3 separate regions of the Homo sapiens genome follow, and regions 2 and 3 are each linked to region 1. A link is an interaction called in ENCODE POLR2A ChIA-PET data of the cell type or tissue named here. Cell type or tissue: MCF 10A. All regions are shown on one strand.

The links. ChIA-PET counts read pairs that join two places held together with the same protein. Peaks named below come from ENCODE experiments on the same cell type or tissue, not always from the same donor. Only the 100,000 strongest peaks of a DNase experiment are listed, where the experiment ranks them.
Region 2: POLR2A ChIA-PET joins it to region 1 with 5 read pairs; 3 of 35 experiments call an interaction of 5 or more read pairs at or near these places.
Region 3: POLR2A ChIA-PET joins it to region 1 with 8 read pairs; 4 of 35 experiments call an interaction of 5 or more read pairs at or near these places.

What each region holds. Positions count from the first base shown.
Region 1 is chr2:222,450,933-222,454,932 of GRCh38, reverse strand. All of the region lies in intron 1 of SGPP2 (sphingosine-1-phosphate phosphatase 2), which reads right to left. It also overlaps the pseudogene NANOGP2. Among named protein-coding and RNA genes, the nearest start is that of SGPP2, 28 kb to the right of the region's middle. RefSeq lists an enhancer at 3,314-3,363. In MCF 10A, no CTCF peak of the experiment used is centred here; a DNase peak (open chromatin) is centred at 2,212.
Region 2 is chr2:222,329,352-222,333,351 of GRCh38, reverse strand. All of the region lies in intron 1 of CT75 (cancer/testis associated transcript 75), which reads right to left. Among named protein-coding and RNA genes, the nearest start is that of RNF228, 11 kb to the right of the region's middle. In MCF 10A, no CTCF peak of the experiment used is centred here; no DNase peak of the experiment used is centred here.
Region 3 is chr2:222,344,685-222,348,684 of GRCh38, reverse strand. All of the region lies in intron 2 of CT75 (cancer/testis associated transcript 75), which reads right to left. Among named protein-coding and RNA genes, the nearest start is that of RNF228, 27 kb to the right of the region's middle. In MCF 10A, no CTCF peak of the experiment used is centred here; no DNase peak of the experiment used is centred here.

The DNA of each region.
Region 1 (4,000 bases):
TGCTTGTTGTCTGAAGAGACAGAGAAATAAAAGTGGAGCATGCCATTAGCACACATTCTGGTTAGAAAGTAGCCATCTACGGGTTCTTAATGACACCCAAGGAGCTTTGAAAAATACACATACCTGGACTCTACTCCAGGAGCCTGATTTACTAGATCTGGAGTGAGGTTCAAATTGGCCTGTTTTTTTTTTTTTTTTTAACAGCTCCACTGTTTGGTCCAATTGCCTCATTTTCACAGAAGGGAATGAGGCTCACACTTGCCTGAGTTTTCAGCTAATCAAGCAGAAGCCTGCTTGTCAAGTCTAAGAAGCTCAGCTATCCAGGAACAAGTCTATGTGTGTTTCTGGTCCTCCATTACACTGTACCTGTGAAATCACTGTGGTTCACATTAAAGAAAATCTACTTTGACCCATAGGTCTGAAAGGGACTTTCATAACAGACCACTTCAGAATTTATCACAAGATAGAGTCAAGTTATTTATCTCTGAACTCACTCCTTCCTCATCCAAGCTCTCCTATTATAGTATTGAGGTTTTCACCTTGGCAGAGAGTTGTAAGCACATTTCACCTTGCATGCTTTTCTCCAAGTCAAATCCAGACAGCAGATATAAAACACTGAACATCAGCAATGGGAACAGCATCTCTCAAGAGCCACCTGAGTCATATTTCCCGTTATCTTTTTGAGAAAGATAAACACCAGCAGGCTCTCCTCTCTTTATCTTCAGATGCTTGCAGGTTAGAGAGAAAATTTTCTGTTTGTATTGGCAAAAAAAATCATGAAGTAAAAATGCTTAAATTTTTGAAGGATTCAAAAGGACCTCCTTGCTAGAGAGGAAAATTAAATGGTAATTGTTAACAAAAGTAAAAGATTACAAAATGCATCTACACTTTTGGAAATAAACCAAATGTTCTCTAGCACGCTTATCAAAAGAGGCAGGTCAGTACTATTGTTAAAAACTTGGGTTTCAATCCTTGCTTTACTATTCACTAGCTGTGTGGCCCTGGACAAGTGAGTTAATCTCACTGTGCCTCCGTTTCCTCAACTATATAACATAAAATACAGTTGACCCTTGAACAATGCACGGGTTAGGGGTGCTGACCCCTGTGCAGTCAAAAATTTGCATATAACATTTGGTTCCCTAAAAGCTTGACTACTAATAGCCTACTGTTAACTGGAAGCCTTACTTATAACATAAACAGTCAATCAACATATATTTTATATGTTCTATGCATTATATACTGTATTCTTATAATAAAGTAATCTAGAGAAAAGAAAATGTTATTAAGCAAATCATAAGGAAAATATATTTAATATTGATTAAGTGAAAGTAGATCATCACATTTTTTTTTTCCTTGTCTTCATGTTGAGTAGGCTGAGGAGAAGGAGGAAAAGGAGGGGTTGGTTTTGCTGTCTTAGGGGTGGCAGAGGTGGAAGAAAATCTGTCATTGACATTTTGCTGGGCTGAGCTGGTTGCCTCCTGTTGTTGTGGAGGTGGCTCACTTCATCCCAACTTCTTGATACTTTCACTTCTGGAGGTCATATTTCTCTAAGATCTTCCAGAAAAGTCTTAACGCTGCCTTAGCCTTTTTTCCAGTCCAGCTCTTAAATTTTTTACTTCTCTTCCCCAGTAATAACATGAGTGTGAATCCAGCTTGTCCCCAAACCTGCCTGGCTTCAAAGCATCTGATTGTAAAGAATCTTCACCTATGCCTGTCATTTGTGGGCCTGAAGAAACTATCCATCCTTGCAAATGTCTCCTGCTGAGATGCCTCACACTGCGACTGTCTCTCCTCTTCCTTCCTCCATGGATCTGAGGATAGTCCTGATTCTCCTACCAGTCCCAAAGGCAAACAACCCACTGCTGCAGAGAATAGCGCCACAAAAGAAGGAAGACAAGGTCCCAGTCAAGAAACAGAAGACCAGAACTGTGTTCTCTTCCACCCAGCTGTGTGTACTCAATGATAGATTTCAGAGACAGAAATACCTCAGCCTTCAACAGATGCAAGAACTTTCCAATATCCTGAACCTTAGCTACAAACAGGTGAAGACCTGGTTCCAGAACCAGAGAATGAAATCTAAGAGGTGGCAGAAAAACAACTGGCCGCAGAATAGCAATGGTGTGACTCAGGCCTCAGCACCTACCTACCCCAGCCTCTACTCTTCTTACCACCAGGAATGCCTGGTGAACACGACTGGAAACCTTCCAATGTGGAGCAACCAGACCTGGAGCAATTCAAGCTGCAGCAACCACAGCCTGAACATCCAGTCCTGGAGCAACTACTCCTGGAACACTCAGACCTGGTGCACCCAGTTCTGGAACAATCAGGCCTGGAACAGTCCCTTCTATAACTGTGGAGAGGAATCTCTACAGTCCTGCATGTAGTTCCAGCCAAATTCTCCTGCCAGTTTGCCTTGGAAACTGCTGGGGAAAGCCATAACGTAATAAAGCAGACAACTAGGTATTTTAGTACTCCACAAACCATGGATTTATTCCTAAACTACTCCATGAACATACAACTTGAAGATCTGTGAAGGAGAGTGAAATTGATATTACTCAATTTGACTCTGGGCACTGGCTGAATCCTTCCTCTCCCCTCCTCCCCTCCCTCATAGGATTTTTCTTTTTTGGAAACCACATGTTCTGGTTTCCATTATGCCTATCCAGTCAATATGATGGAGGGTGGGGTATGGTTGAAGCCTAATCAGAGAGGTTTCTTTCTTTTTTCCTATTGGATCTTCCTGGAGAAAAGACATTTTAATAACCTTGGCTGCTAAGGACAACATGATAGAAGCTGTCTCTGGCTATAGATAAGTAGATCTAATACAGTTTGGATATCTTTAGGGTTTAGAATCTAACCTCAAGAATAAGAAATAAAAGTACAAATTGATGTGAAAAAAAAAGAAAATCTATTATTAGTGATCCCAAACAGTTCAAATCCATGTTGCTCAAGAGTCAACTGTACTTACTTTACAGAGCTGTGAAAATTAAATGCATCGATGCATGAGAAGCATTTAGACAGTGCCTGACATACAGAAAGTGCTGAGTAAATAAAAGTTCTTGTTGATAATAATAATGATGATTACTCCACCCATCAGCATTAAACAACTGCTAGGCCATGAGTTTCCATGTATCTCTGCTACCATGCTCAGCAAACATGAAAAAATATTTTTGAATTTATAGATCTTTTCCCTTCTCTTCCTTCCTTTGATTAAGAGTTTGATATTTATCTTCCTTTACTTTTAGTCCCCTTGCATTGCCATCAATCTATAAACCGAGGCACAAAGCTGCGGGGAGCCTGTGGTCAGTGGGAAAGTCTAGCAAGTGGCAGATAAAAGCAAGGCTAGCTGGAGATGGCTGTGCCTCACGACACAGCCCAGGGCTCAGCACATCAGCCCTTCAGACATCTGCTCTGCAGTTTCTCAGTCAGCCACACAGAGCGTGTAGGGTTTAGGTGCCTTGGGCACATCAAAATAATTCTGTACACACTTATGAGACCAGACAAAGAGGCAACTGGAGTGTCTCATGTGTGGTCACATACTTTCTAAATGATTAATATGACTTTCAAAGTATTCGCCATCAATGGGGTGAGAAGTTGATTACATCCACCTGCCCTTTTTTAGGTCACATGAAGAAACTAAGCTAATCATTTTACAGAGCACTTTTTTCCCTTTAAAATATCCCTCCAGATGATTGATTTCATAGGAACTTTGAAAATTGTTTCTGGAAAGTTTGGTTTTAGTGGGGAGTTTTGTTTGGTTAAATCTCTGATTGCAGTTTTTTTTTTTTTTTTCTCTTTTTGTATGGTTTTTATTCATTTGCTACTTTTCATTAAAAGCAAAGAAATGGGGGAAGGGAATGTTGGAATTCCAGTTAATTAAGACAATAAAAATGCATTATACATTTGGTCAAAATACATTTTCTATATTATGAAGGAAATTCACAAAGAGGTTGTTGTTTATAAATCAATATGAAGTAAACATTAAATAGTTAAAAAAAAG
Region 2 (4,000 bases), 120 kb after region 1:
GCTGGGTTACTGACAATGGCTTGCATTTTGGCCTTGGCAGCAGAGCCAGCTGCGGTGGTGAATAAAGGTGGAGAATGTCAATGGGGCTCCAGGGATGTGAAGATACAGGGGCTATTGGGCCCTCCAGCAGAATACAGTATGATAGGGGCTGTGTTCTCAAAATGGTGCCTTCCTGTAGCTGCTTAGGATTTAGGAGCTGTCTAGGACCCTGTGTGAGCTTCCTCTCAGAATGAATACTGTGGGAAGTCTCCAGGCAGCTCCCTATGTTAGTCTCAGGGGCTGCTTGAGTTGAATGGCTCAGGGTCCGGGCTAGGATTTCAGGAGTCCATGGTAAGAAGGTGGACCTGCCGGGGGTTTCTCATTCACCCTTTTCCCACATTGGAGAACTTCTCTAGGCTCCCAGCAGATGCCTGCTGAGCAGGCTGCCTCCCTTCCCCCTCCTTCCTTGTCTTACATGTTTCCTGTCACTTCTCTCTTAAATTCCAGCATTCTCTCTCTCTCTCTCTCTCTCTCTCTCTGTCTCTCTCTCTCTGTCTCTCTCTCTCTCTCTCTCTCTCTCTCTCTCTCTCTCTCTCTCTCGGTGATCTATTTGAAGTGTGATTATGCAGTCACTATCTTGGTTCTTTGTGGAGAAGGCAGCTCCGGATGCCTCTGGTCAGCCATTTTGAGGCCCCTCCTTGGTTGATTAGATTAATAATCTGGCCAGCTGGGATACAGTCATGTATCTGTCTTTCATGTATTTGAATAGTTTCTATATACTCTGTCCCTTTAGTTCAATAGACAAATGTGCATTCTTTTAAAAGTAACAATAGCAACTCTGGTGAAGAAAATTTGAGTTTAAACCAGAAGTGGGTTTACCATGAAACCAATGAAGCTTGTTTCAAGACCCCTTATTTGAACTTGAAGTGTTCCCATGTCCATATGTTCTCATAAAATTCACAGGAATATATTTTAACTGCAAATCTTTAAGACCATTGTTTCTTTCCACTTCAACTTCCCCTTGTTAGGGTTAGGTAGCATCGAAGAAGCCACGGGCATTTTTGGACCGTGTTTAAGGAAGTTGATCTTTGGTTTTGGTTTAGTGAAATATTTATGCAGTTCACAGATTCTTCCGTGTAGAGGTTAGCTGTCCCAGTGCAGAAAACAATTTTCAGTCCTAATCTTACCACTCCCTATATCTGTGCATCTAACTTTATAAAAGGAAGGTGAAGGGCCCCATATAACCCTCATAATATGCCACATTATTAGGGACACCAAAGATAAGCTGGTCAGTGAGTGTCGTCAATTCAGAGTACTTAAAATTACTCCCTGCAACAAACAAATCCCTAAAATGCCTTGAAATTTTACAGCCCATATATGAAATTCACTTGAGAGAAGTGTTTCCAAAATTAATAATAATCCTAAAAATGTACGCGCCAATACCAACAAATTGTGAAGCCAAAAGGAACCTTTCCATACTATTAATTTTTTAAAAATATGTTGTTTGATCCACCATGCTAGAAGAAATACTGATTTCTTCTTCTAGTCTCTCCCAGAAAGTATGACAAAATTCTTGTGGCATGAATAGACAATCAAATAGTATGCAGACAAATAATTTTATTGAGGGGTATGTCAGATAGCTAATTAGTTGAAAAAAATTTTTTTCTGGATTTTGAGATCGTTCCTGAATTTATCAACTTTAAATGTTTTGTTGTGGCAGTGGTTTATTTTATAATTCTAAATGAATACTTAACTTCTTACCAAGCAGTTTTAATTATTTTTCTTAAAAAGGACCTCCAAAATGGTATAAGCTTCAGGTCCATGGGCTTGCCCCTGCTTGAAGTGAGTACCTCACCCACATACTCTAATAGTGGATGGGAAAGAACCTAATGGATCTGCGCTTTACAACTGCCTCAGTCTCCTGAAAACCAAATCTGCTTATTATTAAGTCAGCAAATGCACAGTTGATGGATTGTAATGACTCTGAAGGAATCTGTGTGGCCAGAAAGATAAATAATACATTGTTTAAAGGTTTTTGAATTCTTATAATGTTTTGGAAGAAGACATTTTTTAAAATACAAAAGAAATTAAGAGGGAGGATGTATCATGGTCAGAGACAAAAATACATAAACAACCAATTATGATTAACCATGCTAGATGAAAGGTGATTTGTCTCTTATTTCCATCTATGGGAAATATTACAAAAACATCATCATGTGAAGAGTCAATTAAGCAGATACCATCTAACAGAGGCAGTCTATCTTGGCTCAATATACCCTTAGAATCTGTTTGTTTCTTTTCAGCAAAGGTACTGCTGCACGTAGGATGGTACATGGCTTCAAATAGATGATGCGAATGGCATATGGAAGAAATTAGCCTGTTTCTTTATTGTTAACACATCCGGTTCTCCATACATGTCGAATCTCACTCCCAGCTTTAGCCCTTTATAGGTATAAAGGGAGAAGTCGATTCCTATGTTGGTAGATGTGCCCCTTTGTCTTATGCACTTTCTCTCCTGCACCACTCAATATTTATAATGCAGCATCTGAATCTGTTTCTTTAAAATTCTCTTCTCTTAAGGCTTTTAGTCATACCTTAGATACAGGTTTACAAAAAGAAAAATTTTGAGGCTGTAAAAATTTGATAAACACTTGTTTATACCACATCGAACTGATTTCTTTACATCTTTGTAACAGTACTTCTCAGAGCCTTTAATGAGTAGAAAATATAGAATGTAGTTTGGAATACTTCCCAAATTATTTGATGACAAAAACTTTTTTTTGAGGAACTAATATTTTAGAGACCATAATTTCAGGAAATTCTGCTTCAGACTATAATGAAATGAGACAATGGAATTTAAATGCTTTAACATAAAAACCAAAAAATTATATGGTACTTTGATAATAACTATTATTATTATTATTAAGACTACCATGTTCAAAGGAATCAATTGTTTCTCTCATTCTTTTCTAATAGGTGTCATTTAAACTGTATGTATAGATCTGAAAAGAAGATGCACTAAGACAAACATGTTTGCTTGCATAATTTTCTGCTGTAATAGTTTTGTTTTACAAAGAGATTGAGAAAAATTATACAAGCTTCTAGCTATTGAAATTTTTCCTGTGGTCTCAGTAGTTTTCACTATGTTTTTAAGATTCTTCACTGGATTTATCAAAGAACAGTGACTATCAATGCAACCCCTATCAGAATTCCAATACTTTTTTTGCAAATGTAGAAAAATTCATTCTAAGATTCATGTGGAATCTCAAGGGGCCCTGAATAGCCAAAACAAATTTGGAAAAGAAGAACAAAGTTGGAGCATTCACACTTCCTGATTTCAAAACATATTACAGAGCTACAGAAATCAAAACAATGTGGCACTGTCACAAGCACAGACAAATAGACCAACGAAATAAAATAGAGAGCCCCAGCTGGGCATAGTGGCTCACGCCTGTAATCTCAGCACTTTGGGAGGCTGAGAAGGGCGGATCACCTGAGGTCAGGAGTTCCAGAGCAGCATGGCCAACATGGTGAAACCCCATCTCTACTAAAAATACAAAAATTAGCCAGGTGTGGTGGCACACACCTGTAATCCTAGCTACTCAGGAGGCTGAAGCAGGAGAATTGCTTGAACCCAGGAGGTGGAGGTTACAGTGAGCCAAGATTGCGCCAGCACACTGCAGCCTGGGTGACAGAGTGAGACTTTGTATCAAAAAAAAAAAAAAAAAAAAAAAAATAGAGAGCCCGGAAATAAACCCATGTGTATAATCAAATGATCTTTGACAGGGGTGCCAAGGTCACTCAAGGGGGAAAGGACAGAGAAGTGGAGAAATGGTACTGAGAAAACTGGATATACATGTGCAAAAGGATGAAGCTGACTTTTATTTTATACCATATACAAAAATTAAATCAAAATGAATTAAAGACCTAAAAGTAAGACCTAAAATTATACAACTCATAGAAGAAAATATATAAGTGAAGCTTCATGACACTAGACTTGGCAATGATTTCTTGGATACAA
Region 3 (4,000 bases), 110 kb after region 1:
TTTTGATGCTTATTTCTGCTCCAGTGATCTTGAAATTAAACCTGTGTTTATGATCCTTAACTTGCTGACATCAAATGTGCAGATTCCGCCAATAATGACCTCACAAAAGAATTGATGCTACATGGTTTAACCTAAGCAGAGTCTTGAAGAAATCTGATGTTGCTTGACTCAGGCCTGCCCTTGTCTCAAAAAATGTACTATGGGAGCTCTGATTCCATTATTACGTTTATGAACTATGTGAACAACAGTTTTTCATCACTTATCAGTCAAAAGGAGAGATGAAATCCACTGACAAAGATGACATTGGCATTTCATCAGATAGCATGCTACAGTTTCATCCTCTCATTCAAGCTAAACAACAGCACCTTTGCTGTTAGATTAACTTTTGAGCAGATTAAAATGTACCTTTTGTTTTACTTGTTTGTTTGGAAAATTTTGTATGTTTTTGCGTATCTTTGCAACAATTTTGCGTATTTTCCAAGAACGAGCATGAATTTCTGCCTGAAAAAATGCGAGTGAAGCATAAGCATAAAATATTATTTTTATATTCTGTACAAGTAGAAAAATGTGTGTTCTTTATTCCAAATGATACAAAAGCATTCTGAGTTGATGTCTGTGTGTTTTTTCCTGGGATGCCTACCATTGCTTCCTTTGGCTTCTCAAAGTGGTACTATATCCTAAAAATGTAAGAAACTGCAAAAAAGAAAAAAAGAAAGAAACTCAAACAGTGGAATTTCAAGCATCCGTCAGTAGCTGGAGCAGGATTTATAAAGCATCCAGCTCTTTCTAGTGCCCTAACACCTCACCAAATGACCGTCTCCTCCATTATCTCTGCCTAAGCTCATTCTTGCAGTCTAGCTCAAGAAGTAAAATAAATCAGATATTGCCCAATTTTTACAAATTTATCTTTCTTAACCAATGCTTTTGCCACTTTTTTTATGTTCCCTGGCCTTACTCAGCTGGTAGGCTTCTCTGGGTTTACTTAACACAGAAGCTTTGAATCTGACCCGTGTATAAGAAACTGTAGGAGAGAAGCTAAGGGACATCATCACATTTTTTTATTTGAGGCGAATAATCTCTTAGACTGTGTGCTATAATTTGAACATAATTTCCTAGACTTATTTTTCCTGTTAGCATTGAAAAATAAGTCTGCTACTGAAAATATTTCAACCATTACAGGGTTAATCCATGACTAGAAACAGAAACAGTAAAGTACAAATAGAAGGTAGGACCATTAGTTATATCATTGGTGCTGTATTATCACATAAAATGTTGCATCTGCTTTCCCTTTATATTTGATCCATAATATATAAACAGAGATGAATGAGATATAAAGGTGCAAATTTCTTGAACTGTATTAAATATCTGTTAATTAACAAAGTATCCTGAAAACTATAATGAACTGTAAAAATTCAAAACTGTCATCAAATATAATTCTGTTTTGTTTCATTTTCAAATAGAAGCAGTAATTCTCTCACTCAACTTCATTTGCATAATATCATAATATTATGGTAACTACAATCTATTCCTCTTTACCATATATTTCATTAAAATGGGAAATTTCAGCCAGGCTCAGTGGCTCCTCCTGTAATCCCAGCTCCACGGGAGGCTGAGGCAGGAGAATCGCTTGAGCCTGAAAGTTTGAGGCTGCAGTACTCTATGATCAATCACATCTGTGAATAACTACTGCAATTCAGCCTGGGAAACAAAGAGAGACCCTGTCTCTGATTTAAAAAAGAAAAATGAGGGTAGAGAGGGTATTTCCCCTTCAGAATACACTTTATCTCTGAATCTACAAGTTTCAATGTAGATTTTGAAACAAATTAATAATCTTTATGACATTGGCCTAAGTACAATTCAAGCATTTCTCAAGTAGAAAGTGTAATGTGATTTTTTTTTCTATTAGATATAGAACACAAATAGAAGAGAGAACCAAAATCTGTCCAAATAATTTATTATATATGCTACACTGTAAGGTCACTCCTGTATTTTACCTTCTATAAGATTTTATAAACTAAGTAAGATTTCTAAAAAGTTACAAAGTCCCTCACAAATGTTTTTTAAATAAATACAAAAGGAATAATCCTAAATATTTAAAAAGCTATATTAAAATGTTTATTGCAATTAAAATTATGATTTCTAAAAGTTTAAAGTTTCTTATTCATAAATATCATTCAACTTTAAGATATCTATCAAATTAGTTTATTAAACAACACAGTAAATGATAAAAGATCATATTATTATATCAATATTCAGTCATTTTCAACAAAAAGCATGGGATAAAAAGAAATATATTAATATGCTAAAGACCACTCATAAAAATCCTGTGACAATCATAACAATCAATAATCAAGATGTTACTATACTAGAAAATAACATCTTGAAGTCATTTCCTTTAAAATTAAGATCAAGAAGTACTCCCACGGCTGGGCGCAGTGGCTCACACCTGTAACCCCACCGCTTTGGGAGGCCGAGCTGGGCAGATCATCTGAGTTCAGGAATTTGAGACCAGCATGGCCAACATGGTGAAACCCCAGCTCTACTAAAAATACAAAACTTAGCCCGGCGTGGTGGTCCACACCTGTAACCCCAGCTACTTGGGAGGCCGAGGCGGGAGAATCACTTGAACCCCGGAGATGGAGGTTGCAGTGAGCTGAGATCATGCCACTGCACTCCAGCCTGGGTAATAAGTCAAGACTCTGTCTCAAAAAAAAAAAAAAAAAAGTATGCCCACAATTATAATATCCAGTTTTAACTGAAACAATGAGAGAAGGAAAGAGTCATTATAAATATTGAAAAAGTAGAGACAAAAATGACTATATTACTATGTTTTCTTTTTTAAATTATTGTATATTTAGAAAAACTAAGAAGATAATAAACTTCTTTAAAAAATAATAAGAGAAATTGATAATGTAATTAGGCACAAGATATATGTACAAAAATACTCACAATAATCTTATTTTATAATAGCAGTAATATGTTAGAAGTAGAAATGGAAAAAAAATTCCATTCATATTTGCCAAACCAAAAGCAAACACACAAACAAAAAAAACCACAACCCAAGATGGGCAAAGGCCATTTATTTAGAAAACTATGATTTTTATTGAGGGATATAAAATGAAATTTGAGCTAAGAGAGAAAGATTTTCTAATCCAGTGTGGAAATGGATGCAACAATTTAATGTGACCCCAGTTATAATATCAATGTTTTAAAATAGACAAAACAAATATAAACTTTATGTGAAGGGATTAATATCTGAGAAAAGCCAGTAATTTTTGAGGAAGATGTGTATATGTGCATGTGAACATAAACACAAGTAAGGGAATAGATACTATCTTACTTTCCCAACTATTAAAATTCATGACAAACCCACTATGATAAGATAGTATTCCTGTACGTTAGCCTAAAACATTTTATATTTTAGTGTCTGTGAAGTAATACTGAAAGAATTTAAGAACAGTATGTTTATAGTCAACAAAGTAACATAATTTTATTTTATTATTTTTGAGGCAGGCTCTGGCTCTGTTGCCCAGGCTGGAGTGCAAAGGTGTAACAATCATGGCTCACTGCAGCCTCCATCTCCTGGGCTCAAGTGATCCTCTCACCTCAGCCTCCTGAGTAGCTGCGACCAGAAGTGTGCCACCATGCCTGGCTAATTTTTGTATTTTTAGTAGAGATGAGGTTTTTCTAAGCTGCCCAGGCTGGTCTCGAACTCCTGAGCTCAAGTGACTTGCCAGCCTCAGCCTCCAATTGTGCCAGGATTACAGGCGTGAGCCATTGTGCGAGGCTCATAATAATTTTAATTAATTATTTATTTACTCCAATATAGAACAGTCTACCATGATATATCATAGTGGAGATGTTAATAGAACAATGCAATAAAATAGAACAGGAACAAATCTAAGGATATATGGTAGCTTGATATATAACCAAATTGGCATTTCAATTCAAAGTAATGAATAATTGAATACATGGTATCGGCATAATTTATTCTCTGTCT